Linked DNA regions of Mus musculus: all the other regions are linked to region 1. The links are chromatin loops, found by intact Hi-C in ENCODE. Cell type or tissue: gastrocnemius. All regions are shown on one strand. Region 1 holds the start of Cited2 (Cbp/p300-interacting transactivator, with Glu/Asp-rich carboxy-terminal domain, 2). Region 2 has its middle 270 kb from the start of Gm32656. Region 3 has its middle 150 kb from the start of Gm20125. Region 4 has its middle 520 kb from the start of Gm20125. Region 5 overlaps Gm20125 (predicted gene, 20125). Region 6 overlaps Gm32543 (a long non-coding RNA gene).

What was found. Peaks named below come from ENCODE experiments on the same cell type or tissue, not always from the same donor. Only the 100,000 strongest peaks of a DNase experiment are listed, where the experiment ranks them.
Region 2: a loop joins it to region 1, with 4 times the contacts of the local background. A loop is called at or near these places in 3 of 42 quality-filtered maps.
Region 3: a loop joins it to region 1, with 2.2 times the contacts of the local background. A loop is called at or near these places in 4 of 42 quality-filtered maps.
Region 4: it touches region 1 in a loop (2.4-fold over the local background); 3 of 42 quality-filtered maps call a loop at or near these places.
Region 5: a loop joins it to region 1, with 4 times the contacts of the local background. A loop is called at or near these places in 10 of 42 quality-filtered maps.
Region 6: a loop joins it to region 1, with 4 times the contacts of the local background. A loop is called at or near these places in 5 of 42 quality-filtered maps.

Annotation. Positions count from the first base shown.
Region 1 is chr10:17,722,086-17,727,085 of GRCm38, reverse strand. Cited2 (Cbp/p300-interacting transactivator, with Glu/Asp-rich carboxy-terminal domain, 2) reads right to left here and starts at 3,858. Exons shown (of 2, transcript NM_010828.3): 1 at 3,627-3,858; 2 at 1,412-3,148. The coding sequence starts at 3,140. The coding sequence ends at 2,331. In gastrocnemius, CTCF peaks have their summits at 2,638 and 4,268 (motif pointing left); DNase peaks (open chromatin) are centred at 3,062, 3,437, 3,937, 4,645 and 2 more places; H3K4me3 peaks cover 5,000 bases; H3K27ac peaks cover 5,000 bases.
Region 2 is chr10:17,382,441-17,387,440 of GRCm38, reverse strand. No RefSeq gene overlaps it. Among named protein-coding and RNA genes, the nearest start is that of Gm32656, 270 kb to the left of the region's middle. In gastrocnemius, no CTCF peak of the experiment used is centred here; a DNase peak (open chromatin) is centred at 2,071; H3K27ac peaks cover 1,385 bases.
Region 3 is chr10:17,242,502-17,247,501 of GRCm38, reverse strand. No RefSeq gene overlaps it. Among named protein-coding and RNA genes, the nearest start is that of Gm20125, 150 kb to the right of the region's middle. In gastrocnemius, no CTCF peak of the experiment used is centred here; no DNase peak of the experiment used is centred here.
Region 4 is chr10:16,572,577-16,577,576 of GRCm38, reverse strand. No RefSeq gene overlaps it. Among named protein-coding and RNA genes, the nearest start is that of Gm20125, 520 kb to the left of the region's middle. In gastrocnemius, no CTCF peak of the experiment used is centred here; no DNase peak of the experiment used is centred here; H3K27ac peaks cover 603 bases.
Region 5 is chr10:17,074,710-17,079,709 of GRCm38, reverse strand. All of the region lies in intron 1 of Gm20125 (predicted gene, 20125), which reads left to right. Among named protein-coding and RNA genes, the nearest start is that of Gm20125, 19 kb to the left of the region's middle. In gastrocnemius, no CTCF peak of the experiment used is centred here; no DNase peak of the experiment used is centred here.
Region 6 is chr10:17,520,104-17,525,103 of GRCm38, reverse strand. The region is part of intron 3 of Gm32543 (a long non-coding RNA gene); the gene reads left to right. Among named protein-coding and RNA genes, the nearest start is that of Gm32656, 140 kb to the left of the region's middle. In gastrocnemius, no CTCF peak of the experiment used is centred here; DNase peaks (open chromatin) are centred at 1,015, 2,640 and 2,984; H3K4me3 peaks cover 557 bases; H3K27ac peaks cover 2,352 bases.

The DNA of each region.
Region 1 (5,000 bases):
AACCAGTATTTGCTGTATGCAAACTTTTTTTTTTTTTTCACTTGAGCCTGGGAGAGGGGGGAAGAAAAGAAAAAAGGAAAGAAAAACTTACTGTGAAAAATGCTTGGCTAGGAAGATTTACTGCCGGATTGCAGATGCAATATTGACATGCCGTAGCTAAAGAGAACTTCAGCTTTAACTCTTGGAGAAATGGGGTTGTTTGAAAATTGGGGTGAATGAGCTTTGCGTGATTTCATAGAACACAATTATTAATAGGATGGTGTCAATTATAGAGTTATAAAAAGCCCAGTGCACTATGCATCTTAATTTTACCTGTCCTGCTTGGAAATAGAACTTAACAGAGTCGAGCCACTCGGAGTCCTTCTCAGTCAGCCTATGTGCCAGATTCCAGGGCAGCCCTACCTGCTTGTTCTGACTGCAAACATGGGCTTTAGGATCAGATTCAAAGCACAAAAAGGGACCGCTCTTTTGAAGCAAGGTTTGCTGTAAGACCTTCTTGGCCTGCATTTCCTTGGTCTCTCCATAGGGTCAGTGGGAGTCTCTGTTCTTGGCTGAGGGTATGCTGCTCTTGAAAGCGTGAAAACATGACAGGCAACAACAACCTAACTCCTCTCTCACCTGGGATGCTCTGACACTTTCTTTCTCTTCTGCTTGATTATGTAAGGCTATCCCTGACACCCACTGAATGTGGGTTTGGTCTGCTTAAAGACTCAGCTCACCCAGGCTGTTAAACTCATTTTATACTGAGGTCCCTGGCACCTAATGCATGGGACAGCGGCAGCTCAGAATTCTGGAAAATGGGGCACGCTTGGGAGGGAACATGTTATGAAGGTTGTAATTTGACCTTTGAGTCAACCTCGGAGCAAAACTTAAATATTATTGGAAGCCTCAAGGTAGGTTTCCACCCCCCTCTTGCACCCAGAACTGCAAACCAGTCAGAATCTATTTGAGGTTAAGCTGGCAGATGTGTCTATCCTTAGCGCCTTTGCTCAGAAATAAAATTCATCACTTGAAATAAAGGTAATTTATATTTAATGCCACCCCATCAATCACTCAGTATAATATTCTAGTCCATGTCCTTTTAAGTAGTTGAATCAAAAACAGTTTTCTCCCCCCACCCCCACGCAGTGAGAAAGATTAAATATTGCTAGCCTTCCTAGCCAAGGAGCACTGGAAATGGAAACAACAGCAAAGAAACAACAACAAAAACACTGTGACAACTTCTCAGCCTTTGATTAAACCACACCAAGAGGCATGCTACAAAGGTAACCAGCAGCATTATGTCAATTATCCTAAATCCTGCTTTCCCTTAAGCTCACGGTGACCTGTTTTAGTGTCCTGAAACTTATTATCCTTTGAAAGCTTACTCGCAATAACAAGTGGAATGTAAAGACAACCCCCCCCAAATGACTGACTTTTAGAAAACAAGTTTATTTCTTAACTTTTTATTGACATTGGCAAATTAAAATAGAATAAATTAACAAGTATTTTCTCAAAAAAATGTTTTGTACAAAAATACTGTCAAAATTTCCTAAAAAGCTTTCAACACAGTAGTATCTTTTCATGTACTGAATATAACTATTAGCACAGTGTCAAAAATGTTGAAGACAGAAACAAAATAAAAATCTGTGAAATGTTTGCCACTGACGACATTCCACACCCTATTATTGTCTGTACATATGGGGGAGGGGAGACAGCCAACTTGAAAGTGAACGGTATGACTTTTCCTGATCCAGAACGGTTTGGCCCACATGTTTAATCTTCCAGTTTAGCATATTTGAAAACTTAAGTCTGTACTCGAATGCATAGTTAAAAAAAATGAAGCGAGATGGCAGTTTGTGCAGTAATATCTGCCCTTCAAAGATCATGCAGCCAACAAATGCAATGTTTCCTTTCACTCATGAATCTGAACGCAGCGCAGTCATTTGAAACCATCTACAAAATCCACAAGATTAAGCAGTTTGCCAAGCTTAATATCTAACAGTTGAGCACGGGAGAAAGTGAGGAAATAAAGGAGTAAAAACAAACAACAAAAAAGACCAAGTTAGCTAGATATTTCAACTACATAAGGGAGGTGAATGTCAAGGCTACAAAAAACGAAACAAGAATAGGAAAAAGTGGCAGCAATCTTTTTTTTTTTTAAACCAATTTGTACAAGTTTATAGTTTACTTTGTTTCCAGGTTCTCAACCCTTTCAGGATCTGAAAAGCGAGATACTGCGTCTAAGGGAATGTTTGTTTTTTTGTTTTTTTTTTAATTCACACCGAAGAAGTTGGGGGTGGGGGTGGGGTGGGGAGGGTGATTTCTTTCCGCCTGCGAGGTTAACCGAGTCAACAGCTGACTCTGCTGGGCTGCTGCTTGCACACGAAGTCCGTCATAAAATCAAACTCATTTTGGCCCAGCCAGAGTTCGGGCAGCTCCTTGATGCGGTCCAAACCCATTTCTATCACTAAGGACATAAGCACTTCCTCGTCGATGAAATCAGTGTCTATGACATTGGGCGGCAGCATTGCCGCGGGGACGTGAGCCACCGAGGCGGGCATGGTGCTGCCACCGCCGCTGCCGCCCGCGCTGCTGCCACCCGCGCCGCCCGAGGTGCCGCCGGAGCCGCCGGGGGTGCCGCTGCCACCCGCACCGCCAGGGGTGCTGCTGCCTCCGCTGTGCTTGGGGTTGCAATCTCGGAAGTGCTGGTTTGTCCCGTTCATCTGGTGGCCTGCAGTGGGGTGCAAATCCGGCATGTAGTGGTTGTGGGGGTAGGGGTGATGGTTGAAATACTGGTTGTTGAGCTTCTGCAGCTGCATGCTGGCCGGCAGGGAGCCTCCCTGGCTGGCCACCGGGGGACCCATGAACTGGGAGTTGTTAAACCTGGCGGCCGGGGCCAGAGCGCTCGGGGGGTGCCCCCCGTTCACAGTCCCCGGCCCCATGGCGTGCCTGATGCCGCTCGTGGCATTCATGTTGCCCGCGCCGTAGTGTATGTGCTCGCCCATGAGGGCGTTGAAGGCGTGCTGGGGCTGCTGCTGCTGGTGATGATGCGGGCTCGGGAACTGCCCCATGCCCATGCGGTGGGCAGGGTGGTGGTGCAGCCCGTTGGTGCCGTCGGGGAAGCGCCCGTGGTTCATGGCCATCATATGGTCTGCCATTTCCAGTCCTGAAAGCGAAACGAGCAGACGCTGAGACCCGCGCCACACGTGTCGCCCACCAGAGCGCACCCCACTTCTGTAGCCCCCCGTACCCGCGAGCACGTCTCAAGCTGCAGACCACCACCCCCGAGAGAGCCCACCAGCAGCCCGTGCACCCGAGCTCGCTACCTCGGCGGACCTGCTGCCTGCCGGACCCGCACAGCCTGGCGCTGAGCGACCTGCCCCTTCCCCTAGGATCCGGGAAAGTGTGGCGGGGGGAGGGGGACCGGAGCCCACACCCCCCTGGGTTCCCTGAAGTGGCCTAATAAAGGAAGTGCCCCGGAGCCGGGCCGCGAACTTCAGGCATTCAATCAGCCCTCCTCACCCTGTGGTTGCACATCCTGTTGTTATTCCCCAGCTCCGCCTCACGCTTGTCCCCGGAGCCAGCCCTGCCCTCGGAGGACTAGGCTGGCAGCAGCCCTGGCTAGCTTCGCCCGCCGCGCTCACCTTCCGTCTTTGCGATTTCTGCTCGGAACACCGAAGGCGGGCTCGTCGAGTCCAGGACCGGCTCAGCAGCACATAGAGGGACAGCCGATGGGCTGTGAGGCGCTCGCCGGTGCGAGGTTGGCGCCGAGGTCTTGCAGCAGCCGCTGGAGCAAATTCCGAGCCGTTCCCTTTTCTTTTCCTCCGCTGCCCTAGCCGCTCCGCAAGACCGCCAGGCAGCTGCCAACAATGAGCTGTGTTTCTCCGGGCTTTGGCCACTGTTAATATAAGGATCTCAGGAAGGGCGGAGCGACAGCCTCCCCGGCGGCAAGCGCAAACACACGGATCCCGGAACATCAGCACCCTGGATCGGGTCCTCTGCCGCGTCCGCGAGTCCGCGCTGCACGTGCGCAGCGGCTGCGCGCCCCGGCGCCGCCCAGCAGGTCTCCGGACCGAAGTGGCTTTCTGGCTCCCAAAGGCGAGGTTGTGCCTGCCACCTCAGGGACACGGAGCTAGTCCTCCCGGCCACCCAGTGCACGGAAGCATCTACAGGAGAGGAGCAAGGAGCACTCCCCACCTCCTTCTGGCTAGATCTCCCCACCCCCAGCTCGCTCACCCGGCTTACCTAGTGATCTGCCCTGCCCTCTACAGGAAAAAGGGGTTCGCTCAGCCTCCCTGCCCTGCAGAGTTTTCTTAGGTGCCAAACTCTTCCCAACCTACGAAGAATGGCTATGCTTTCCCGAGTTAGATTTTTAAAGCCCTGGGCCGATCGTGTCCTGTCCTCTGAGCGCGCTTTCCTGAGCCGCGCCTTTGTGTTTGTGTTTGTGGTTTTGTTTTTTTTTATATACAGGCAGCACGTACACCTAACTGAGGTATTTTTCTTAGTGTGGATGCACCCTTTAACTCCCCACCCCTCACCCCCGCTCCGCACCTCCACTCTTTTCAAGGACAGGGGTTGGGGGCGGGGAGCGGCAGCGGCTGCAGGTGGACCGAGCGCGCTCACAGGCCGGGGCGGCTCCACTCCCGGGGTTCTGGAATCCGCTCCGCACTTTACGGCCTGCTCCACGCTCCGGGAGTACGTGTGCTTCTGCTAAGTTTGCGTTTGCAGCTCTTGGTAGCTTTGGCATCCGAGCTGAGGCGTCCCTGCTCTGTAAACAAACTCAGCGATCCTCGTCCCCAGATCCACCTTTTTGCACATACACAGTTACTTGCTTCTGCTGTTGCCCTTGATCCAGGAGGTGGGGGTGTGTGCAAACTTGCACAGCCTCCCTCCGGGCTCTTGCCTGACGGTTTGGGGTTGATTTAGAAGCAAACGGGTTTGTAATTAAGAAATTCGAGGGCTGAGTAAGGCTGCTGCTGCTGCAAAAGGAAAACAGATAGATAGCTTGGTAATCGCTT
Region 2 (5,000 bases), 340 kb after region 1:
CTAAAATATCAAAACTACTTGACATTTCAAGCAAACTTCAAATGTATATAACATCTGCATAGATCAGCTGTGTGGACAGTTTATGACAAATGCAAAGAGTCAATAGGATAATAGATTTCTTCGTTCTCTGCCAATCAGTTTATAAATAACAGCCATGTGCGACTGGATGGTAGAGTCAAGGGGAAAATTCCATACCTATTTTCTAATAATTAGAAAGGCTGTGAAGATTCCCCCCCCACACATGGCCATGGCCAGCCTCTGCTTCTCTACTCTCTCCTTCTCTCTGACTTTCTCTGCCTCTGCTACCCTCTTAACTCCCCTCCCATGTCCTAAATAAACTCTATTTATACAAAAAAAGAAGAAATAAGAAAAAAATAAGAAAAAGAAAAAGAAAAGAAAGAAAGAAAGAAAGAAAGAAAGAAAGAAAGAAAGAAAGAAAGAAAGAAAGAAAGGCTGTGAAATTCTGCTGCAAATGAATATTTAGTACCTGGGCCTACAAAGAGCCAGCAAATGTTTCTAGAAAAAATGAGCTTAAACCTGAACTCCATACATGTTGGCATACAATTACTTACGGAGGCTTGCATCTGAATTTCTTCCTTAGCAAGATAGAATGGATAGTATCCATCACTCTGAAAATGTGGAGGACAGTTTTAGACAATGTTTACCAAAACACTGAAAAGAAACAAACAAGACAATCATGAAGACCGATATAAAGATGAGTTGGTAGGCTTTTGTTTCATAATTTATGAAGATTTATTTTATTTCATATGGTTTCGTGTTACTCACTATATGAGTGTATGTGTTTTACATATGTGTGTGTATGTGTGTGTGTTGCTCTCAGAACATTGTGTGTGTGTACATGTGTGTGTGTGTGTGGTACTCTCAGAAGGAAGAGTAGGGTATCAGATCCCCTGGAAATGGAGTTGTTGACACTTGTGGCCACGATGTAGGTGCTGGAAACTGAGCAGAGACCTTCTGGTAGAGGAAGTGCCCTGAACTGTTGAGCCATCTTTCTAGCACTGGTAGTTTTAGTTTTGCTATTTTGAAGTTGAGCTACGAGTTCCTAGGAGAACAGATTCCACAGACAGGCAACAGCTTTAGAGACAGCCCCTGCTCCAGTTGTTGGGGGACCCACATGGAGACTGAGCTGCACATCTGCTACATATATAATGTGCTGGTGGGCGGGCCTCCGTCCATCCTGTGCTCCCTCTTTGGTTGGTAGCTCAGTCTGTAAGGGCCCTCAAGGGTCCAGGTTAGTTGACTCTGTAGGTCTTCCTGCGGAGTTTCTATTCCTTCAGGGCCCAATCCTTTCCCCAACTCTTTTAACTGGGCTGCTTTGTCTGGCCTCAGTGGGACTGGATGCATTTAAATCTGCAGAGACTTGATGCACCACAGTGGAAGGATACCCTGGAGGGGAGTTCACCCTCTCAGAGGAGAAGGAGAGGGGTGATAAGGGGAGGGACTCTGTGAAGGGGGACTGGGAGGCAGGAGAATCGATCAGGATGTATAATTAATTAATGTGAAAAAAAGAGTTCTTAGGTCAGAGGAGGAAGTTCTCATGGTACTTTAAGAAAAAAATTATCATTTAATTTTGTTGAGCAAAAATGGCTGATCAGAACAGATAGTGTGCATTATAATGTCCTAGGTGTCATACTTAAGGGCTTGTTCATGAATTGGTTTCCTGCTCCTAACACTAAGTCTTTGTCACCAGGGAGTTGCTGTGCAACTTTTACTTTGCAAATGTTCTTTCTGTGGGATAAAAAAGACAGAAATTAAAAATAAATTTTTAAAATCAATACCGTGGATCTAATTAAGAATTTAAATACCCAAATAATATGTGAATGAATGAACAAATTGCTGAATTCTAGGGAATAAATTTAGATATTCTTCTCTTCTTGCATCCCAACAAAGTGATATCACCCTGCAGAGTTTGCCAGAGGTGATGCAATAAGAAAATGATTGTTCAGTATTTGGGGAAATTCCAAGCAAATGGAGCACAGAGGGAAAATCCATGGTAGGCGTTTGAATCCAGGCCTATAGTTGGTCCTGCCTCCCCCAGGGCAAGTTCCTTGGAAGGTTTAGTCTGCACAGCCATCTGATAAGTAGATGTCCTTTCAGAGGCCATGTGTGCATGCTGAGAGAAGATTTTGACCTTGGTTCTGCTGCATCAACTCTCTAGCTCAAGTTACTGCCTGTCATAGGCTTTTGTTCAAGTATCTGCCTATTTGTAATTGGAGTCAGTGGAAAGTGCTAGTGCCTAATGGGGAGCTGCATTTGGCTTCAAATTTTGAAGAATGGAACAATGGATTAGTATTTATTCTGCCAAAGAATTTGTAGTTCAATGTTTTTGCCTGTTTTTTTTTTTGCTATGTTTTTGTTTTTCAGAAACACTGATGATGAAACAACAAACCAAAAACCAAAAACAAAACACGAGAGAGAGAGAGAGAGAGAGAGAGAGAGAGAGAGAGAGAGAGAGAGGAAGAGAGAGAGGGAGAGGGAGAGGGAGAGGGAGAGGGAGAGGGAGAGGGAGAAAAAGAAACCAGGTGGTAGTGGCAGGCACTTTTAATCCTAGCACTCAGGAGGTAGAGGCAAGCTGATCTTTGAGTTCAAGTCCAGCCTGGTCTACAGAGTGAGTTCTAGAACAGGCAGGACTACACAGAGAAACAGAGAAACCCTGTCCCACATTTCAAAAAAACAAACCAAGCAAGGGGAAAAAAAAAGCAAAAGCAGCCCAAATAATTTCTATGTTTAAAGTTTTATTTTCTCCCAAGAGTTTTTGACTAGTTTTATTAAGGTTTTTATTTCAGAATTGAACTTTCCATGCAAATACAAACTAAATGTCATCTTTTTTTACCCCATGGGCATGAGATTGTCTTTCGGATTTCTTTCTGTTTTGAGGTAGGGATTCGCATACAATTTCATAGCTTTGCAAAAGGGAGACAGGATGTGCAATGAGGCAGGTGAATGACTACCACTGAAGAGAAGCCTGAGACAACAGGATGGAAGATTCTAGGTTTGTTGATTTAGCAACACTAAAATAATGGTTTAAAGGTAACAGGACAAAACCGGAACACTCCGTATTCACTTCCAGTCTTATTTCCTCCACATGCCTATTTGCCTTTGGTGATGGCAGGCGTTGGTAAAGCCAGGCCTGCCCCGTAACCTTGAAGGACCCTGTAGATTTCTAGAAAGGCAGCTATGAAGCTCTTCTTGTGGCTCGGGAGCATAGCTTCATGGAAGAAAACATGCTTAATGGGCATGAGGCCTTAGGTGGTATGTATGTATGTATGTATGTATGTATGTATGTATGCATGTATGTATGTTACTGTTTGCTTGTGTGTGTGTTTGTGTGTGTTTGTGTGTGTGTGTGTGTGTGAGTGTGTGTGTTTGTGTGTGTATGTGTGTGTGAGTGTGTGTGTGTATGTATGTATGTATGCATGTATGTATGTTACTGTTTGCTTGTGTGTGTCTGTGTGTGTGTGTGTCTGTGTGATGTGTGTGTGTGTGTGTGTGTGTGTGTGTGTGTGTGTGTGTGTGTGTGTGTGTGTGTGTGTGTGTGTGTGTGTGTGTGTGTGTGTGTGTGTGTGTGTGTGTATGTATGTATGTATGTATATATGTGTGTGTTTGTGTGTGTGTGTTTGTGTGTGTTTGTGTGTGTATGTGTGTGTGAGTGTGTGTGTGTATATATGTGTGTATGTATGTATGTATGTTACTGTTTGCTTGTGTGTGTCTGTGTGTGTGTGTGTCTGTGTGTGTGTGTGTCTGTGTGTGTGTGTCTGTGTGTGTGTGTGTGTGTGTGTGGTGTGTATGTGTATGTGTATGTGTGTGAGTGTGTGTGTGTGTGTGTGTGTGTGTGTGTGTGTGTGTGTCTCCTACTCCTCACTACTGTTAGGTCTGGTTGAGGTGCTTTTAATGATTCCCTCATCTTTGTCTCTAATCTCCCTGTTGGAGTGCACTGTACTGTCTGTAATTTACAAAGGCTCTCCAGATTTGAACTTGCTTTTTCTAGCTTGCATGGCAAACATTTTAATCACTGAGTATGCCCACGTCTTAATTCCTTAACAGTGAATCCTGCTTGTGACAGTGAGCAACAACTCTGCTTTTTAACTTTTAATCTCACAGAACCTCCTAAATCGAGCACATTTTCACAGTCACATTATTTTGTCGTTTTAGGAACTGGGAGTACCGGAAGTCTGAGCCACCGATACCATCACCAGGGAGTTCCCTTCTTTAGCAAATCTGTCATGGACTCAGGTTCCTCTTAGTCAGTCTTAGGGGTTAGTGTATGTTTTGCTTTAAAATTCAGCCTTTTCCGCATCTACATGTTTGTTCTACATTCTTGACAAACTAGCGACCTGTGTGCTTGTCTGCCTTCCTGGGTGGGTGGATCTGCCTGAATAACTGTTGCATGTCCTGTTCCTTGGTCTGAGTCATGCCTACCCAACTATGTGTTTTTGCCAAGATGGTGCACAAACAAGTTGTTCATTGTTCATCTGTTCATAGGTCCAGGACTTGAAGCTTCTAGAAACTTAAGGAATTATTCCGTTCTCCCTTCCCTGTCTCATGCTTTCCCTGTCTTGTGTTGAGCTGTGTTTTTTTTAAATCTCAAAGAGAAATCTCTGCTAGTGTGCATTTTCCCTTAAAATAACATATGCATTTTCAGGTGTGTTCATTTGATGCTAGAGAGAATAAATAACCCATCGTTGCTTCACAGCAGCATGCTTGTTAGATGCCTGTGTGAGTGAGAAGCTCAGTCTGGCAACTAGGGGTAGCGTTTGAATTCAAAAACATGTTAGAGAGCTGTGTGGGAAGGATGGAGAGTAAGCATGCTGTCCTCATGGCTTGACCACACCTGACACACGGAAGTTCTTTTCCTCATCCCCTGGCAGCACTTGACTCTAGAGTTGGAACCTTGGACTTCCGGGAGCCAAGTAAGAAAAGCTTGAAACCATTCTTAAAAACTTTCTTTCTTAACTTAAACTTATGTATGGAATCCCTAA
Region 3 (5,000 bases), 480 kb after region 1:
GAATTCACCCTCAATGGTACTTTACTATACATCTCGTTGACATGGACCTTTTCCCTCGTAGAACAATGTTATAATCATCTCAACATTCAAGGATATGTAGTACTCAGATTTCTGAGTTACATCAAATGAAACATTGTGATATTTCCATGGGAAGGGTTTAAGTAATTATTATTTATGATGAATAGAATAAAATAACTCTATTTACTAGGCTGAAATGTAATGTAAATACAGTTATGTATAACAAATTAGATTCTGATAAGCTTCATAAGTTCCTTCCTTATACGTTTTCTGTCTAAACACAAAATAATTGCCAGTATTTACATGCATTTAAGTAGCATGAAATCCTTTTTAAATATTGTAGTATATTTAGAAATATTAATGTTAATGTCTGTGATCCTTTCAAGTCATACCTTGGTTGAAAAAGGTTTTTTGTTTGTTTGGTTTGCTCTGTTTTTTTAAGAATCTGCTTCATGGCAAAACAGACATCGACTGGGGGTACTTCAGAATGTGGGAACATGCTAGGCTAGAGAGATTGTTCAGTGATGAAGGGCATATACTGATCTTCCGGAAGTCCCAAATTTGATTCCCAGTACCTATTTTGGGTAGGTCACAATCACTTGTAACTCTAGCTCTAGGGAATTTGATGCTTTCTTATGTCCTATACACATGGGGACATGGACAGAGAGACAGACACACACATGTAGAGAGAAAAGTATTTTATTTAAAAGTGTAGAAACATGAGCAAATCTCAGAGTTTGCAACAAATTCAAAGGGCCTCTTTTGAGAGGTGATATAAGACATAGATTCAGATGATAGATAGAAAGATAGATAGATAGATAGATAGATGATAGATATAAGAGAGAAGGAAAACGGTTTTCTGTTAATTATTCAATGCATGATAGACATTTTCTATAGTTGCATTCTTAGTAAAACAAATGGTTTCCTTATCTGTTGGTGCTCAGTTGTCCTTTTCTTCTCTGCTTTTCTTACTTGCTAAAACATGGAATGTCCTGGCATCTGGGAAGTACATCTTATTCTTGCCTGTTCTGAGTATTGGTTTGCGACAGTACAAAGTAGGAATTTCCACCCAGGCATTAGCTGCTTCTGGAGATAGACTTGATCCTTACAGGGCCATGTTGCCATCAACATTCTTTGGATTTCACATGAGCACCATTATTCTTTTAAAAAAATGAATGAACAAATAAACACACACACACACACGTGTGTGTGTCTAAGTATTCTCTTGACTCTAAAACTCTTTTTTATCATCATTTATATCATTATATGTAGTCATTAATTTCTACAGAATTGAGTTTTCAAATTCCTGCAGGAATCTAATAACTATGACTATTATTAAATTTATTGGAATTATGAGTGGTCCTGTCCACTAGAACATCTTTCTGCTTAGCTGGAGGCTGGGAATTATATTCTCAGGTGAATAGTATGTTTTTCATAGATGATGATTATGGTCCTCAAAGCAGAGAAAAAAAAACCCACTTTTTTTTTGAGTCTGACAACCTATGAAATTAGGTAGAGTTTCCAAAATGTTATTAAATTTGTGACCTGGGAGTATACATGGAAATGCATGTATCTCTCCAATGAAGTATCAGTAATGGGTTCAGTAATTGTCTTAAAGTGGTAAGATAAATACCATTTTGAGATATAAAAACAGAGCAAAGGAAATTTATGCAAAAGAGATGGTTATGGATTCTGTCAGTACTATTTTGGGTATTGGATTCACTGTGGAATAAAACGCTAAATGTCTTTTGGTGGCTCATGAACACACCAGTATCTACTCCCCTTCCCCCTTGAAGTTTATAGATGCCTATGGACCACTCAGACAACTGTGAATAATTTAGCTCAACTGTAGAATACATTTACTAAAATCACCAGGACATTTTATATAAGCAATATCCCTATGAAATTAATAAATTAACTCCCCAAAAAGAGCAAGTGCTTATCCATTTAAAAATTGGATTTTAAAATTAGGATTTGAGAGGTCATGAAGATGGTTCTGCTGTAAACGTAATTGATGCCAAGCCTTACGGCCTGATTCGGTCCCACGGGTCCACATGGTGGAAGAAAAGTCTCCTAAAAGTTGTCTCCTATCCTCCACGTGTAGATCTTGAAGAAGTGTGTACCACACAAATTAATAAATATTTTTAAAATTAAAATACATAAAACTAAGATTTACATGTTGCTATCTTAAGATAATAATCCTGAATCATTATTCATTTCTATTGCTCATAGATGGACTGACTGGTCCATGGCCCTTAGCACAGAGGCCTTGTCCTAATCCTGTAGGGGCTTGATGGCCCAGGGAAAGGGAATCAGGGGGTGGGGGGAGCACCTTCTTAGAGGCAAAGGGGAGGGTAGAGGGACTGAAGAACTCTGAGAGGGGTTTGAAAGAGGACAACATTTGGAATGTAAATAAATAAAATAATTAAAAATTTAAAAATTAAAAAAATAAGCTGTAAGCTAACTTATTTTTTCTTCTTCATACCTTATGCAGGCACATATCATATGCTAATTTTGTAAATTTCAGAATTTATCATGTACCTTTGTCTACAATCTAGGGCAATTCTTTTTGAGTTTAGTTTTTTTGTAGCTACTTACATTTGTGTGTGTGTGTGTGTGTGTGTGTGTGTGTGTGTGTGTGTATGATTCCTTACAAATTTTAGTAGTGTTTTTTCTATTTTTGTGAAGAAATTCAATGACATTTTTTTGCGAGTTACATTGAGTCTGTCTGTTTTTAAATCCTTTAACAATTTCAACTCTTCCAACTGAATATAAGACGTCTTTTGATGCTCTTGCAATGACTTTAATCTCTTGTATATGTGTTATACAATTTTCATTCTAGAGGCTATTTGTTTCCTTGGTTAAATTTGTTTCTAAATATTTGGAAGCTGATGTAAATGATTACACATGATAAATTTCATTCTCAGTTTTGGTATTTTATTGTGTGTGTATATATATATATATATATATATATATATATATATATATATATATACACCACATTTCCCTTATCCACTTATGATTGACACCTAGATCGATGCTCTAACTTGGCTGTTGTGAATAAAGCTGCCACAGACATGATCGTGTAGCTTTTTCTACCTGCTAATTAAAGTTTCTTTAAATTTACACGGAATGGTGGAATTCGAATGTCTCCAAAGTTCCAGTTTTAGTCTGAGAAGCCTTTATATTGTTTTCCATAATGGCTGTTTTGACTTGCATTGCTACTAGAAGTAGGAACTATGGCCTCTTTCTCTAGTCTTGGATAGCATTTTGTTGTGGTTGTGGTGGTGATGTGGTGGTGGTTTCTGTTTGCTTTGTTGATAGTTAGTTAGTTTGTTTTGTTTTGCATGAAATATTTCCCATATGGCAATATGTATGGGGCTCATTACCAGTTGATGGGCTTGTAAAATAAACATATACTTTACCCCCATAGATCATGGCTACTTTGATTTCATTAGTGGGCTTAAATTTTGAGTAGACTTTGGGAAATGATAGAATCTCATTGTTGGAGGTGAATCAGTGTGTCTACACTTCTGAAGGGTGTATTTTAGCCTTGGCCTTTACCTGTTACTGCCCTGAGCTTGCTTTGTGCCCTGAGGAATTTGTTTCACTGTGTTCTTCCACTTTGCTGGATTGAAGTCTCCCTGTACTTTGACTTTCTTACATATATGTTCACAGTGAATTGCTGACTAATAGCACCAGCGAGGTGTTGTTGTCATGATTAAATATGAACCTCTAGTTGTTGTCTATGGAACTTTGGATTGGGGAAGTAATTTGGAAATAGTTAGAAAAATTATGAAGGTATAAGTGGGGACTTAACAGGTGATTTTTGATGGGAGCTTAGAAGGCGAGAATGCCAAAAGAAATATAGAGAATAACAATTATGTTCTTAAGGTTCTATATCTATCTATCTATCTATCTATCTATCTATCTATCTATCTATCTATAGTCTATCTTTATTAAAAGTTGTATTAAAGGCCAGTTGTGTTAAATTACATCATAAAACATCTCTGTATCTTGTCTGTGTACTGGCTCTTTGGACTTAAAAACTTTAAATCGGTTTACTTTCTGGTGGAGAAAGATTTCAAAGCAGTTCACCCTTCTGGCTATGACATGGTTTTGCTAATAGCATTCAGCTAGATTTGTAGTGAGAACTGAACCACAAACAAACAAACAAACAAAAACCAAAGAAACAACCAAGCAAGCACAAAACAGGTTCAAGAAGACTTGAATCCTTATAGTTTACAGAGAAAAACCTGTGTAAAATTGAGTCTAAGGAAGGTGTGGTAGTTTAAGAGAAACCGTAAGAGTCTTGTTGAGAAAGGAATGGCTCAACAGCCGATTAAAAATACTTGCTGTTCATGGTGAAGACCCAGTTTCAGCTATCAGCACCCTCTCAGCAGCTTACAACCATCTGGAACTCTGGTCCCAAGGGACCTGGTGCCATCTTCTGGCCTCTGTGAGTTCCAGGCATGTACACAGTGCACATGTGTCCATGAAGGCACATACTCGTACATTTAAGCTATACATATCTTAAATACATAAGGAAGAAGGAGGAGAAGAAAAGAAGGAGGGAGAAGGAGGAGAAAGAGAAGGAAAGGGGGAGGGGAGGGAGAGGGAGGGGGAGGAGAAGAAGAAGAAGAAGAGGAGGAGGAGAAGGAGGAGGAGGAGGAGGCAGCAAGAATTTTACACTAGAGGAAAAGAAAGGAATGATTCTTTGAGAGTATTTCAGAAATTCTCCAGATCCAGCTCTTCACAGGCTCCATGCTATAAAGAGTAAACTCATTTTTTAAAGAATCTTTTGAGAAGAGAGCTCTGGGTCACCCTATGACGTTGGAAAGGATTTTACCAGCATTTTCTTCACTATGTTTGACCTTCCACAAACTCACAGGCCACTGTAATTGTGATCCAAAAGCTTCAGGTTACAGTTAGAACTTGAAACAGACCTTGGTGTCGACCACATAATGCTGCACTACACACAT
Region 4 (5,000 bases), 1.1 Mb after region 1:
AGGAATTTATGATGAGCAGCTTTTGTCCTGGCTTCTGTGTGACCTCCTAATTAGCACAAAACAAATGGTATGCTAACTGAACAAAGAACAAATTAGTCAATGATTGAAAAATCATAAATGCTGAAAGCTTGATAATTTGTCAGCTATTTCTACCTCTTTTTCTTTTTTCTTTTTCTTTATTTTCTTTCTTTCTTTCTTTTTTTTTTTTTTTTTTTTTTTTTTTTGATGGGGTTTCTCTGTGTAGCCCTGGCTGTCTTGGTACTCATTCTGTAGACCAGGCTGGCCTTGAACTCAGAAATCTGCCTGCCTCTGCCTCCCAAGTGCTGTGATTAAAGGCATGTGCCACCACTGCCTGGTTTCTACCACTTTTTCATTGCAACTAATAATAATTAAAGTTCAGATGTTTGTTATTTTAGGGAGTATTTAGGATATCCAAATTACAATCTTGTGTGGAAAATATTAATGTTCTAAATTTAATTCCTATGTATTTTCCTCTATTTTGACAGATACAGTTCTCTACAATCTACCATCATCAGAATTTTAAAATATGTTATAGAAATAAACAATTCATAATTTAAACCTTCATATATTCTGTGTGGTGTGCTCTGCCATGTCTTGTGAACATTCTGTTTATTCAGTGAAGTATTCTCTGATGCTGTAAAGCCAAGTGCCATATCCCCACATTGGGCCCTTACTAGTTGACTTGCTTATGAAGTGTTATATATTTTAATTAAGGAGTTTTGCTTATTCATGATCCTAACTCCATGACTCTTGACACTGGTTAGTCAGAGAAGCCAAACAGAATTCTAAAAGCATTTTCTTCAATTGTTGATGTTGATAATATCTATAGTACAATAAGTTACCGAGAGAGAGAGAGAGAGAGAGAGAGAGAGAGAGAGAGAGAGAAGTAAAAAACTGCTCACCCAAATTTATTACATAATATTTTTAAGTGTTTGAATTATTATTTATTCTTGTTAATCTAATATTGTACTGTGTTTGTAAGTTAAACGTAATTTATTGAAAAGTATGTTATATGTAATGATTGCAATTGTCTTTGATCTTTCTAATTATAAAGAAACATCTGAGGGAATAGAAAGAAACAGCTTAATTTGGCACCAGGTTTTAGAGTTTTTGTTATTTTGGGGGTTTTGTTTGCTTTGCTTTGTTTTGTTTTCTACTTTTGCTCTCTAATGCCACAGACCATCATGGCAGGAAAATGTAGCAGAGAAAAGCAGCTCATCTCGTGAATCGTGAAGTAAAGAACAAAAAGAAACTGGCTAATACCACATCATGAATAAACCCACAAAGACCTAATCACTTACACTAAGCTGTAAATTATTAAGGTTCTAGTACCACTTAATAGAACCCCAAAGAAGACCAAGAATTTAACATATGGTCCTTTGGGAAATGATGTCCAAAATATAGCAAGTTATGCCTGTAATATCAGGTATCTACTGGGAATCATTACCTATAAGCCCTGTTGCTGACAGAAATGATAGACATTTTCCCATTTGTCTTAGTTACTATTCTATTACTGTGACAAAGGTCTATGACCAAAGTAACTTAAAAAACAGTGTTTAATTAGAGTTACAATTTCAGAGGGTTATAGTCCATGCTGGACTTAAGTAGGATACAGAGAAGGAAACTAGCCTTTCCCTAGTTATACACCTCATCCAAGGACACACCTCAAAATCCTTCCTAGACAATTCCTATTGGGGATTAAGTATTTAAATGTATGAGCATCTGGGGCCATTTTATTCAAATTAAAATTCTATTAAATTATTGTCACATAAAATTCAATTTAAATGATTTCTTTAAGCCATAAAAGCATGAAATAATGCTATCTCCAATAGAAATTATTGATATTTAATTTTTCAATATTTTGTGTTAATAAATAAGTAATGTATTAAATATAGATAAGAAGTCATGTCAACAATTGAGAGTTTATGAATAATATTCAAAGATTAAGATGCATGTTACCTTTAAATATTGATGCCAAACTTTGTAACCAAACATGTATTATTATACATCCAACTCAAATTTGAAAATTGAAGCTCAGCATAATTTAGATGATACATGTAGACACATCTAGATAATGAGTGTCTTAGTCAAGGTTTCTATTCCTGCACAAACATCATGACAAAGGAGCAAGTTGGGGATGAAAGGGTTTACTCAGCTTATACTTCCATACTGCTGTTCATCACCAAGGAAGTCAGGACTGGAACTCAAGCAGGTCAGAAAGCAGGAGCTGATGCAGAGGCCATGGAGGGATGTTCCTTACTGGCTTGCTTCCCCTGGCTTGCTCAGCTTGCTTTCTTATAGAACCAAGACTACCAGCCTAGAGATGGTCCCACCCACAAGGGGCCCTTTCCCCTTGATCACTAATTGAGAAAAATACCTTACAGCTGGATCTTATGAAGCCATTTTCTCAACTGAAGCTCCTTTCCATGTGATAACTCCAGCTTTTTTCAAGTTGACACAAAACTAGCCAGTACAATGAGTAAGAAAACAAACTTTCACATTCAAGCTCACTAACCTGGAGTCTTTTACTTTTGCTCTGATGATCCTAAACACATTAACTGATAGATTCTGCATTTGTAATCATTTAAAAGATATATACTACTAATTAAAGTGTTCACTTTGGGCTACAGAGGTAACTTAGTTGATAAGAGTGCTTCCTGGAAAGCTAAAAGCTTTGAATTTGGATCCTTTAAACTAATTTAAAACAAGGAAATAATAGAGCATAATGAATCAGCAGTGCTGGAACAGGGAGATAAGTGGATTCTAAGGCTTTGCAACACAATCTAGCCAAATGGGCAGTTCTATGTTTAGCGAGGTATTTAGGGAAAGAGGAGAAGCAACCAGCATTTGGCTTCCATATGTAGCCATTAGTGTAAGCAGAACTACACACACATTCATACACAGACACACACAAACACACAGAGATGCACACACACATCCCCTCACAAAAATTACCACACATATAAATAAATAAGTAAAACAATAAACAACATGCTGATTGTGATCAACGCCTATTCATACATGGATATAAAAGTGAAGACATCAAATCACTCTGTATCCTTTACCCATTTTCTCCAACAGGAAGTGATTTACATAAAGTTTATAGCACCACCTTAATTGTATATAATTGTGCATGCATAAAATCTACAAATCACATTAGATTCTCCAGCACTGCTTACATTTATATGTTCCTGTAATTAGCTCACATCTTGTCACATGTATAAATGTAAGTACCCACAACTCCAGTGACTATATGAAAACCTTTCATCATGGATGGCCTTATTATATGGTTTTGTAACTATTCTGAATCAGTCTTATCCATTTCTGCTTCATTGTCCTTAAGTCTTCGACAATTATTTTATATTCTCCATATGTGTAGTTTTACAGTTTTCAGAATATTGCATAAGAAAAATTAACTATATAAGTTTTGAAATTTACATTTTCTTTACTTATACAAAATATGCTTAGGTTATATCTGAATTATTATGCATTTGGCTGTTAATGTTTTATTATATTTTACTTTATATTCAATGGTTGAGCTTGCCATTTTTTTATACTGTGCACCTGTTGAAAAATATTTGAAGACTGTTTTAATTATCACAAGTAAAGAAGCAATGAACACTTTTATATGTACTTTTTTATGGATGGATGTTTCTTTTTCTGTAGGACAAATTTCCATGTATGCTATTGCTGGGACTTATGGTTTCAAATCGAGTTGGTATGGAAATGAGCAACTATTTTTGAATAATGGCTATACCATTCTACACTTCTGTATTTCTACCACCAGTTGTTTGCAATCCTGGTCACATCAACAATGTAATTATACATCAACAATGTAATTGGTAGTTTGATTGTTTATAAAATCTTTCATAATTTCACAAATGTATTTTGAGTGCATTGCACCCTACTCTTTCCTTGAACTTCTCCGAGATCAATATCATAACATGCATTCCCCAAGTCATGGTCTCTGCAATTTGAATTTTATTTATTTATAATTTATCTACTTATAGTGACTGTCTTCTCTGCCATTTGTTTATTATATCTAGTGAAATCTCTTTATTTCTTTCCCATTTTCTACATGTAATCTTTCGTTTTATTATTGGTCTTAAGAGTTCTGTATATGTTCTAGATGGTCTGTGTTTATGTAGTTCTTAAATAATGTCTTAGTTACAGGATTAATATTTATCATTTTTAGGTCTCCTTTTGTGGAACAAACATTTTTAAAATCTGTAACATCCAATCTATTATTATTATTATTATTATTATTATTATCTGACTATGGTTTAAAGGATGTATTAGATAGCTATTACCAACCATGGAAGATTTTACATACTTTTAAGTTATGCCTTTAGACTTTTATGAATATATCTATCATTAATTGTGAATTACTTTTAATCATGCTGTGAAGGTCAAGCAATATTCACATTTACAGTGATAGCTTTCATTTATTGAAAAATTAAATAATTTTTTACCAGATAGCATTTTTCATAGTATTACATTAAAAGTCTCAACTTTTGAAATACATGTTCTTTCTATTCTTATTTTCAAGCTATTTTTTCTCTTTTTGGTCCTTTGCTTTTCACATAAATTTCTGTAATAAATTTGTCATTTTCTATTAAAAGCTTTGATAATATAATTGATATTTAATATGATTCTTGGGGAACAGAATTATATGCAGATTCTTCTGCCATTCAGATACTTCAGGTTCTTTGTGTATTTAAATCTTTGATATCAATCTTCCTTCCAGTTCTCAATTGCACCCAGTTGGATTGTGTGCTCCATCAACCCCCATCCTGCCCATACACAGAGTCAGCTTGACTCCCAGTAGGTATGTCATAGCCAGGCTCACAGATCAAGCACTTCAGACCCCCTCCCACACCCAGAGACAGCCTGACCCAAGGAAGTCCACATAACCAGGCTCATAGGAGAGACAGCAAGACCAGTTAACACCAGAGATAATACCAAAAAGGCAAGTTCAA
Region 5 (5,000 bases), 650 kb after region 1:
TCTGCCTCCCAAATAATGCTACAGAAATCTGGCATCTGAGTTTCAGAAACGGGCCTGTGTGGTTTGGTGCTTATATTTGTATATGTGGATATCTCAGGGAGTAAGAGACAGCACCTACTCCCCAAGCACTGGAGAATCTCCAAATGCTTCCGTCAACTCTTCAGCTCAGAAATAGGATTTGTAGCTCCCCTTAGAGATTCTGGACCTGAAAGTAACAACTGAGGATACCTGATGCTTCAGGGTGACTGGTTCTTCCCAAGTAGTGAGGTAATCAATGGGAAGTTTTGTGTGCGTGCGTGTGTGTGTGTGTGTGTGTGTGTGTGTGTGCCTCCTGTGGAACAACAGAAGCCACTTTTAAACTTCCAGCAATACCCTACTCCAGTGACATGCTGCCATCTACAGTTTTGGTTAACCAATCAATTTTATCTATGGATCTCCATGGTCCTACCTCATAAATTTATCTCTCTGAAGAGAAATGTGTGTGTGTGTGTGTGTGTGTGTGTGTGTGTGTGCGTGTGCGCACATGCACACACACACAGGCATAGTAACTTCCAATTTTTCCAACATTCATGAGATAAATATTGGAATTTATTGGGGTTTATTAATTTTTCTTTCCTTCCTTTGACTCTCTTCTGAGGTCCCAGTACCCTGGGATGTAGGATGCATCATTTACCATGAAATACCTTTCCTTCTATTCTCATAAAATGGCTTTTAAAAGTTTAAAAGCACCTTGCTTGGTAAAGAGAATGCTGATACATAAGTAATTTGTTGTTGTGTTGTGTGTCAGTGTGTATAGAGGGAGTGAGACAACTTGATGGCAAGGAACTTCAGATACCCAACCAGTGAACTGGGTTCTTACATTCTCTTGAAGAGGATGGTGATGAGAGTGGTGGTATGCATGTGATTGCTCTTCTTGGCTATTTCATGTTATCTTCAGCCACAATCTGAAGCCTATTAGTGACAGAAGCAGCGCTTTCTTGAGAATATCAGGCTGTACTTTCATAGCCAGTGGCTGTCTGTAAGAAATTCTAAAATTACAAGAAAAATAAATGAAAATTGAATATAGGCTTGTATATTTGTAGAATGCTTTAAAAATTAAATTCATCAGCACTAAGGCATTGATTACTTACTTCTAAGAGAATAGTGACAGAACTGTCACAATGGGTGATGGGTTGAAGACCAGGTGGTAAGTAGACTACCTGGATGTTCTGAGAACTGTTCCGATGTGAAAGTGAAGAACAAGGGAAGACACAAATAAGCACAACGAGTTGGTTGTTATTGGTGGTGGTGATGTGTGATTGTTTTGTAGCTTGGGGTTTTTTGTTTGTTTCTTTGAGATGGGAGGTCTCACTATATAGCCCTGGCAATCTTGGAATCTACGATGTAGACCCTGCGGGTTTCAAAATATTCTCCTGCCTCACCTCCCAGGCACTAAGGTTACAAATGTGCACCACCATTCTCAGCATAGTGATTATATTGATGCATGAAGAGACAATGAGTAGAATAGATCTCAATGTAAATTTATCACACAACGCTCCTGTTCTTAAGTTTCCTCTTTTAAGCAGAATTTTTGGTGAGGCAGCACAAATCTGCCAAAGCTAAAGCTCTAAAGACATGAATTTTCCTGCTCTTATGAAGTAAACAGACTTTCAGTCACTAAAATGTTACTAACTGAAGTAGATGGCCACCCAATGACTTCAGAATGGCAGGGAAATTTCTTGTTTCAAGAGCTGACTTTGAATCTAGAATCAGGCATCTTTACTCTATTATCTGTATGACATTCCCTTTTAAAAGTGTTATTCTTCTTTCATCTATTTTGGTCTCTCTCTCTCTCTCCAGTTCTCAGGTGTCCGTCGTCTTCAATGGTATGAATAATTTAATTGAGTAAGCAGAGTGGCTGGCACCATACCCTGTAGATGTATTTCTCAACCAGACTATTTCTTCACTTGCAAAGTTGCAGCATCATTTTCAGCAATTATTTCCTGACTCTACCTTCTCCCTTGCTGGGAGATTGCTGAACAAAGAGAAAGAAAGCATTAGAAATGTGAAGTGATTCCAAAGCTGTTTTCATTGGTTGATTCATGGACACAGGCATACACAGAGTTGGCTGTCATAACCTGTTAATTAGACACACTCATCAGCCGCAAGCATTTTATTATTTTAGTAACCTCAACTCATAATTATGTGGAAGCAAAAACTGCCGAGGTAACAGAAGCACAGGAGTCATTTTTAATGTTAAATGTTTGGTAGTGGAGGAAGATGCTGTGGTTCTCTTTTGAATTAGAACAATGTCCACTGAATTGAAAATACTTACAAGAGTCATGCTTCCTGAAGCTACTTAGATATCACTTCTCTCAGCTTCAAATTTTTACTTAAAATTCATCAGATGACTCTCATGGAGCAATCTTGGTTTAAGTTGTTTTCTTTCTTACTAATAGAAATCCATTTAGGGGAATAGAAGGAAGGTCGACCTTCCTTTTTAATATAGTATGAAAATAAGCCAAAAATTCTGCACAAGACAGCTGGAAATTGGCTAATTTGGGGATAAAAGAAATAATCACATTTATTATGGAGTATGGGTATTTGCTTACCTCACATTTATACAGCACTATTTGTGCAGTTTTTATAAGTTCCCAAGAAGATTGAATAGCATTCAATACTTTATAGATAGATACCCAATAGATTTTTTGAGTTTTGAATAAATAAATCTAGCACTGTCATCATTGAATTACAAATTCCCCAGGAAATGTTTGCCATTTTCAAAAATTTCAGGTTGATATTCCTCCACATGGGAAACTGAAAGACACAGTAGAATTTTAAAATGAAAGCATAATATTCAAGGCATCACAGTAATTAGATTCATTAATTGTAATTAGAGAGTTGGGAGACAATCTTCATGGATTCATCTGCCACAGTTCAGAGAACTGCAGCTATCCATGTCTCTAGAGGAAGGGTTTATATAGATAAATGCTAATGCAATACTGTAGAATTTGTAGTATTGAGATAAAAATATGAGAATTATGGTCTTTGCTTTTGTTAAATAATCTATATAAATAACCCTAAAAGGATATTATATACTGTGGTATTCAGCATTTCAGACATAATGCCCACATGTTTATATAATGTTTGAATGGAATGTTGAAATAAATAGGTGGTACGTCACATCTATACTAGGATAATTATTGTTCAGAAAATATAGAATATTGTTTTCTGTAACATGGAATTTGAAATCTATTGAGCAATAACTGTGATTTACGTCCAAACCTAGCTTGAAGTTCTGCAGTGTTTAAGCTGAGTAGCTACGATAGTGTAGCTGTCCAAGTGTGCTTTTGGCAGTGAGCCCTGACCAACCTCTGGAAATTTGCACAATTCAGGGACAGAAACATACAGAAACATACATTGGAAGCGGAGAACTGTAATCATAAAAATATATGGATGTATAAACTTGTTTGTAGAAACACTTGTAAGCAACAATTAATTAAATTTGTATGTGGGACTTACTGCTGCCTGATTGTTTTTATAATGTCAAAGCCTAATTTTAAATATTTAAGGAAACAAACTATTTCAAATAAAGAAGTAAAAAATAGTGAAAATGTTACTTTAAAAGCACACACACACACACACACACACACACACACACAAAAGTATACTGAGGCTGTTCTACAGTATTTTAATTTCCTTTTAGCTTATTTACCAATCAGCTTCAAAGGTCACTGTGAGAAACAACTTTCTGGGTACTACTTACTTTGGGTCAGCATAGTCATGATTTGTGGGTGGAAATAAGAGTCAAATGTTATTCTGGGGATTGTATTCCTTGTTTTCAATAACCTCTGTCCTCTACCATTCCCGAGAGCTTTGCATTTAGAAGAGATTGGAGCACAATTAATTTAAAAACAGCCGAAGCAGTACAACAGAAATGACACAGCAAGCTTTCCAGGACACACTCAGGAAGTAAGAGAAAAAGAACAGGGGTGAGTAGCAATTTAATTGCTTTCTCTTGTGTGTTTACTTGGTGTGGGGCAAGGGCAGAGGAAGAAGGGCAATTACATTAACTGGGCTAGAAATTTTGCCACATAACCACTAAGAGTAAAAGTCCTTGCAAATATTTTGCAAATGATTTAGTGTTGGCTAAATCCAATACATGTTTTTACCATGAATTTTCTATTTAAGAAGTTTTTTTTTTTTTTTAAATCCGGCTTTAAGAAAGAAAATGCAATCCATATGTTACTGATTCATTCACACTTATCATATTCTGCGTGAGTAAGTTGGTGTCCAAAACTTTTGGGGTTTTCAACCAGGAAGTTACATTTTATAGCACCAAAAAGGACGTTAGACTTGGAAAGTTTTTGACTTTGATTTAAATACAGAGTCCAAGGAATCTTAGTGGGTTCTAAGCTTGGCAGTGTGCCCTCACCCTAGTTAACATATTGATGGAGTTATATATATTCTTATACACATGGGTTAAAAACACAGCTGTTAATTCTGATTTGATTTTGATGCTAGATATAGTCCTTTTGACTTCCTGGTTTGTTTGCCACGAGAAAACAATTGGCCACTTGTTTTGTTATTCAAAAATTTTTATATATTGACCTATATCCTTAAATATAAAATAAGTGTTATCAAATATGTAACAAAGCTGGTGTGTGGAAAATGCATAATTTTCCCTATGGGCTATTTGGTAATATGGAACACAGGCCTCTAAAATGTGATGAAAAGAAGGACTGTGGAACAATGGGTCATGATGGCTAATTTTATAGGGAACACATGCATACAGTCTAATTTAAAACACATGGTGCAGCAGTTATAGGCAAAGGCTCAGAGAATTAGACAGGAATTCTGCTTCATAAAAAAGCAAACAGTTCCTTCTTTCTCCTGCCTTTTTCTTCGAGGAAAAAGATCCCATTCAGTAATGCTTTAACAATTGCAAGGCCCACCCACAGGTCTCACATGAGGCTGCAAGCCTTCTGATTCAGGTATGGATGCCCTGCTGCGCTTGCTTG
Region 6 (5,000 bases), 200 kb after region 1:
AATTTCAGCATTTAATAGAATTTTAACATTTGTTGTTAAGAAGTAAAGTGTCCTTATATATCCTAGGCTGGCCCTGAACCAGAAATTTTCCTGAGTGCTGGGATTTCAGGTGTGAGCCACCAGGCTTGGTACAGAATGAAAAATATTAAGTCATTGTGAACTATTAATCCTTTAACGGTTCACTACTGACTACCTACCTCTGTTTGCCCCTTTTCCAGTCCTCCAGCCCACATTTTACTATAATTAAACTCTTATCTTTTGCCAGGTAGTGGTGGTGCATGCCTTCATCCCCAGCCCTCTGAGGCAGAGGCAGGCAGGCCCTAAGTTCAAGGCCAAGGTGATTATTCCAGGAGGATGGCCAAGGATTCACAGAGAAACCATCTTGGAAAACAACCAGTCCAAAAAAAAAAAAAAAAAAAAAAAAAAACAAAAACAAAAAAACCAAAAAAAACCAACCAAACAAACAAACAAACAAAAAAACCAAACAAACCTCATACCTTTGCTGCTCACAGTGAAGGAATATTTTAAAGTTGTGTCTTCCCAACCCTTAGCCTTATTTCATTAGGAGTATGAAGGAACTAAAAATGCTACTTCTCAGCAAATCCTATTGTGTATTTACTATAAGTTGGATGCTCACAGCCCTGGGGTAGAATAGGAAAGAGAGACAAGCCTATGTCTTGATGTCTCATACAGCTGATAGTGGTACTAAGCCCTCAGAACTTCCTATAATGATAGAAAAGATCTCTGGTCATTACAGTATGCACTAGCACTTGAAAAATGTGGCATTGAAGAAAAAAAAACCTATTTTTTTCTTATTATTTTATTAATGAATTAAAAATAGCTACAGGAGGCCACTGAATTGAAAAGTCCCATCGGGAGAAGGATGCAGGAGGAGATAGGCTTAATGAGATATAAAGGAAGATAAACAGAGAGGGCTGGGCTAAAAATAACCAAATAGAGCAGATGGGAGGACTCGTGGGGAGAGGAAGAGAATGAACCAGAGGGGACTGGGATCTCAGCAGGATGCCAGTGGGGGAGGGGAAAATTAGAACAAAGTATAATGACATATTATATATATGAGTTATATATAATATATGAAAATTCGACAATGAAACCCATTAGTTTGTATGCTAACTTTAAAAATTAATAATTTTTTTTTATTGCAGCAATGAAAGAGCAAAACCAACTAGTGACATATTTTGGAACTAAGGAAAAAGTTAGACTCGAGATTAATGTCATGTTAACATATGGAAAATGTGGGAGACATGACATTTATACAGTCTTCTAGGGAAATAAGTTTAAATGTGTTAACAAAGCTAAAAGTCACCCTCAGAGGATGACTGGTCATTTTTGTGGCTCTTGTCAAGCCTTACAGATGCCGTCCCCCTCTAGAAAGACTATGAAGCCCACAAGGACCACAAGGATTTTGGAAGCATCAAGCGACCCTGACTCTACCCACATGCTGGCAATCTTTATTTATGGAGCTTCTCAACAGGAAGGAAGTTGAGCTTTTAAGGACAAATGGATCTTGCAAGGTTTTAAAGCTCCATCAAAGAAATGCAGTCTAAAATGTTCCATTCTACCAGGAAGAACGTCACCCATGACACAAAGTTGGAACAAGGCTGCCCTTGGATTGCGTGCCGGTGAAGACCTTCGTTGTTCCTTCTGGGTCATCACACACTTAGCTTAGAGCACACTCAGAGTCGTGGGTTCAAGGACCACGGAGAGCAAGTTTTCTTCACCAAGGCTAGTGCTCTCCAGACCTTCTGTAGCTGCTGAGCTGGAAGCCACCTTCTTTCTAGATTCTTCAGAGTCACTGTACTCGAGAAGAAGCCAAAGTAATGACAAGTGAAGGAAGAAGAAAGAAGGCCTGTGAAGCACTGGTGAGCATCATAGGCCTTTAAGGGCTGGCTCGGAGCTCCTGCCCGGGATCTCAGAGCACAGGCAGCTCTGTGCAGGAGCTTGACTGGCCACTTTATATGTTACTTTGTTGAATTCAAAAGGAATAGAAAAGTTCAATGAAGTCCTTGTTGATGCATTTGTCCAAAGAAACATTCGGCCAGGTGGATTTTAATTTCATGTTGACTGTAGTATTGTTTTAGCCGTGCTCCCTGTGGCTGTGGCTGCTCTAGTAGTATCCCTTTCCTGGAAGGCTGCCTTCAAACACTCCATTATTATAACATTTCGTTTGCTTGTTTTTGATTGGTTTGGTTTGATTTTTTTTTTTGAGACAGGGGTTTTCTGTGAGCTCTGGAACTCACTGTGTAGATCAGGCCATAAACTCAGAGATCTGCTTGCCTCTGCCTCCCAAGTGCTGGGATTAAAGGTATGTGCCACCACGCTTTATCATAATTGTATCATCTTAACTCTAATTCAGCCTACTGGGTTGATTCAAAGGCATATTTTCTTTTCCTTTTAAGTATGCTAAAATTAAAGTACTGCCTTTTTATGCCTTTTATATTGTTGATAACCAGGACCAAATACAAGAACACTTCTTTTTTTTTCTCATAAGTTTTTACATTCTGATTTCAGAATTTCATATATTCAAAGCTTGCCCTTCAAGTTTCCATAGGGAGAAAGGCTCTTCTGGAAGGCTTGAGGAAAACACTGGAATTTGGCCAGTAAGGTCAGGCTGGGTTACAGGCCTCTGTGGGGCCAAAGTCCAAAGCAACAAGCAAGAGGAAAGCACTCCTTGCAAGCTGCTTCTTCTTCTTCCTCTTTTTTTTTTTTTTTTTTTTTTTAAAAAACTTCCCCTTTCAGAGTCATTAGAGCACTTGTGTGTGTGTGTTTTATTATTTCAGCAACTCCTTCTACAGGGATGTGTTCTCTTCATGCACAGAAGCCCTGTTCAAACATTACCAAGAAGACTGATAAGAAGAAAAAGCATCCACTGATGAGTTCTCAGAAAGAAAGCATTAGATTTAACGACAGGGCAATACTGCTATGATTACTCGGCCCAGCTGACAGCGAGGTTGCCAGGCAGCACTTGTTCTGCCAAGAACGGCGGGAGAATGAGGCAACCATGTGGTTTGTATTACCAGGGTTTTTTTTTCCCCCACTAAAGTTTTTCAAGGTTCAGAAAGCGAACGTCACCCCCAATGATAATTCAGTTTGGAACAGCTACATTTTCTAATGCTGCGTTCAGCGACTGTGGATGTGTTTGCATCCTCATATGTGTGCTCACATTTTCACAATGAGGATGAGATAAAGTACAGCATCTCTCAAGACCCCACTGGATGCAAATAGCCAACCTCCAGGCCAAATTCTGCGCTTTCAAAAAAGAAAGAGAAAGATTAAAAACCTCCCTTGCATTTCCCAGGCTTCTACTTACAGCCTTTAAGAAGACAGCACAGAAAAAAGAAGCCAAAGCCAAGTTCAGCGCAGCTCTCGTCTACGTACTTGGTCCAGCCAACTTTAGAGTTGGAGTTGATTAAAAAGAAAAGTCATAATTTACCACAAACTAATCAGTCTGTGTAAAAACCATAAAATTAAAATGTTTTCATTGTTTTTTATTTTTTTTGTCATCTGATTTTTTTTCCACTTACAAGAGGTTGACAAATCTAAAATTATCCAGATTTTGGAATAATCTTGGGTCTTCTTGGAAATACTATTCTCAGGAAGTCAGAAATACTAAATTTCAACAAATGATTAAATTCTTAAGCAAATTTGCAGTCATACAGTTGGTGGATCTGCATTGATTTTAGTAAAATTCCTTGTGAATTAAGTCCCTTCTTCACAGAAATGCATATACCTCTGACCCTGTCTACTTTGTCAACCTTCCTACCATGCTGATCTCATGCAACTCTAAAAGAAACAGAGTTTTAAGAAGTCATTTTCTTCAAAACTGCTGGAGTTTAGATGTCCTTATTGCCTTATTAGTTTTATGGCTTCTGGAAGATCTACTATGATTGCCCCTGGAAAGTAGGCCCTTTTCCCAGAGGATATAAGGGGACGAAAGAATCCATAGCTGCGGCAGTCATACATTTCTGCCAAGACTTTTAAACAAAGAAGAAAAACTCTATTTGTCAGTCAGAATGATCTGGTCTAAGCAAAAATGAGGGCCTGTTTAGAGAGATTCCATCAAGAATAGTCATTTGGACTCCAAAAATATGCTTCAGAAAACACTAAATTAGTTTTGTCAAAATATAACCTTTGTCCTCAAAACAATGTTATTCTACATAGCATCTGTCTGTCTGCCCATCCATTACCCCAACCCTTTCACTGAGGCATTCAGCAAGAATTATTGAATTTTTACCGTGTTCTAGGCATCATACTGGACTGTGGAACTAGAGATTGGGGGGAAAAAAGACACAGCTATATTCACAAGGCCAGTGTCCTAGAGAGGAGACAAAATGGTCCTAAGAGAGGAAACAGACTTGAATAAATTGTTACAATCAAATAAAACAGCCACTGTAATGGCTGGGAAGAGAGAACACGTGGGAGACTGGATATAAGAGGATTTTGTCCAGGATCCTACTTGGAGCTCAGCAGACGACAGCTTTTTCTGTCCAAATGCCTCTTAAAATTCATGGAAGACTTACTGTCTGAGATCCATTTATTTTCTTTCTTCTCTTGAGATGTACAGGATTAGTAGTGCTATCTTAAGGAATTCACCACAGAGCTATATGGTTAAGGTGTTCTAAGACCATTTTCAGAGGAAAGTGTGCTCATTGGAGAAGGTGAGTGAGGAGAAGCAGAAGGGGACATGTTGATTCTGGAGAAGTGGGGTCAGTTGGGGGGGGTAAATTGGGAGGCGGTTTTACCCTTTATTAGAAATAATGATAAAACTTTCCATGGTAACATATTAATGTGCAAATGGACAAATGAAACTGTGTTGGCTGGTTTTATGTCAGTTTGACCCAAACTAAAGTCATCAGAAGGAAGGAAGCTTCAACCGAGGAGATACCTCCGTGTAATACTGGTTAGCAGGCACACCTGCAGAGCTGCAGTTCTCAACCTGTGACTCAAGACCCCGTTACACACACACCTCTGTATCCAAA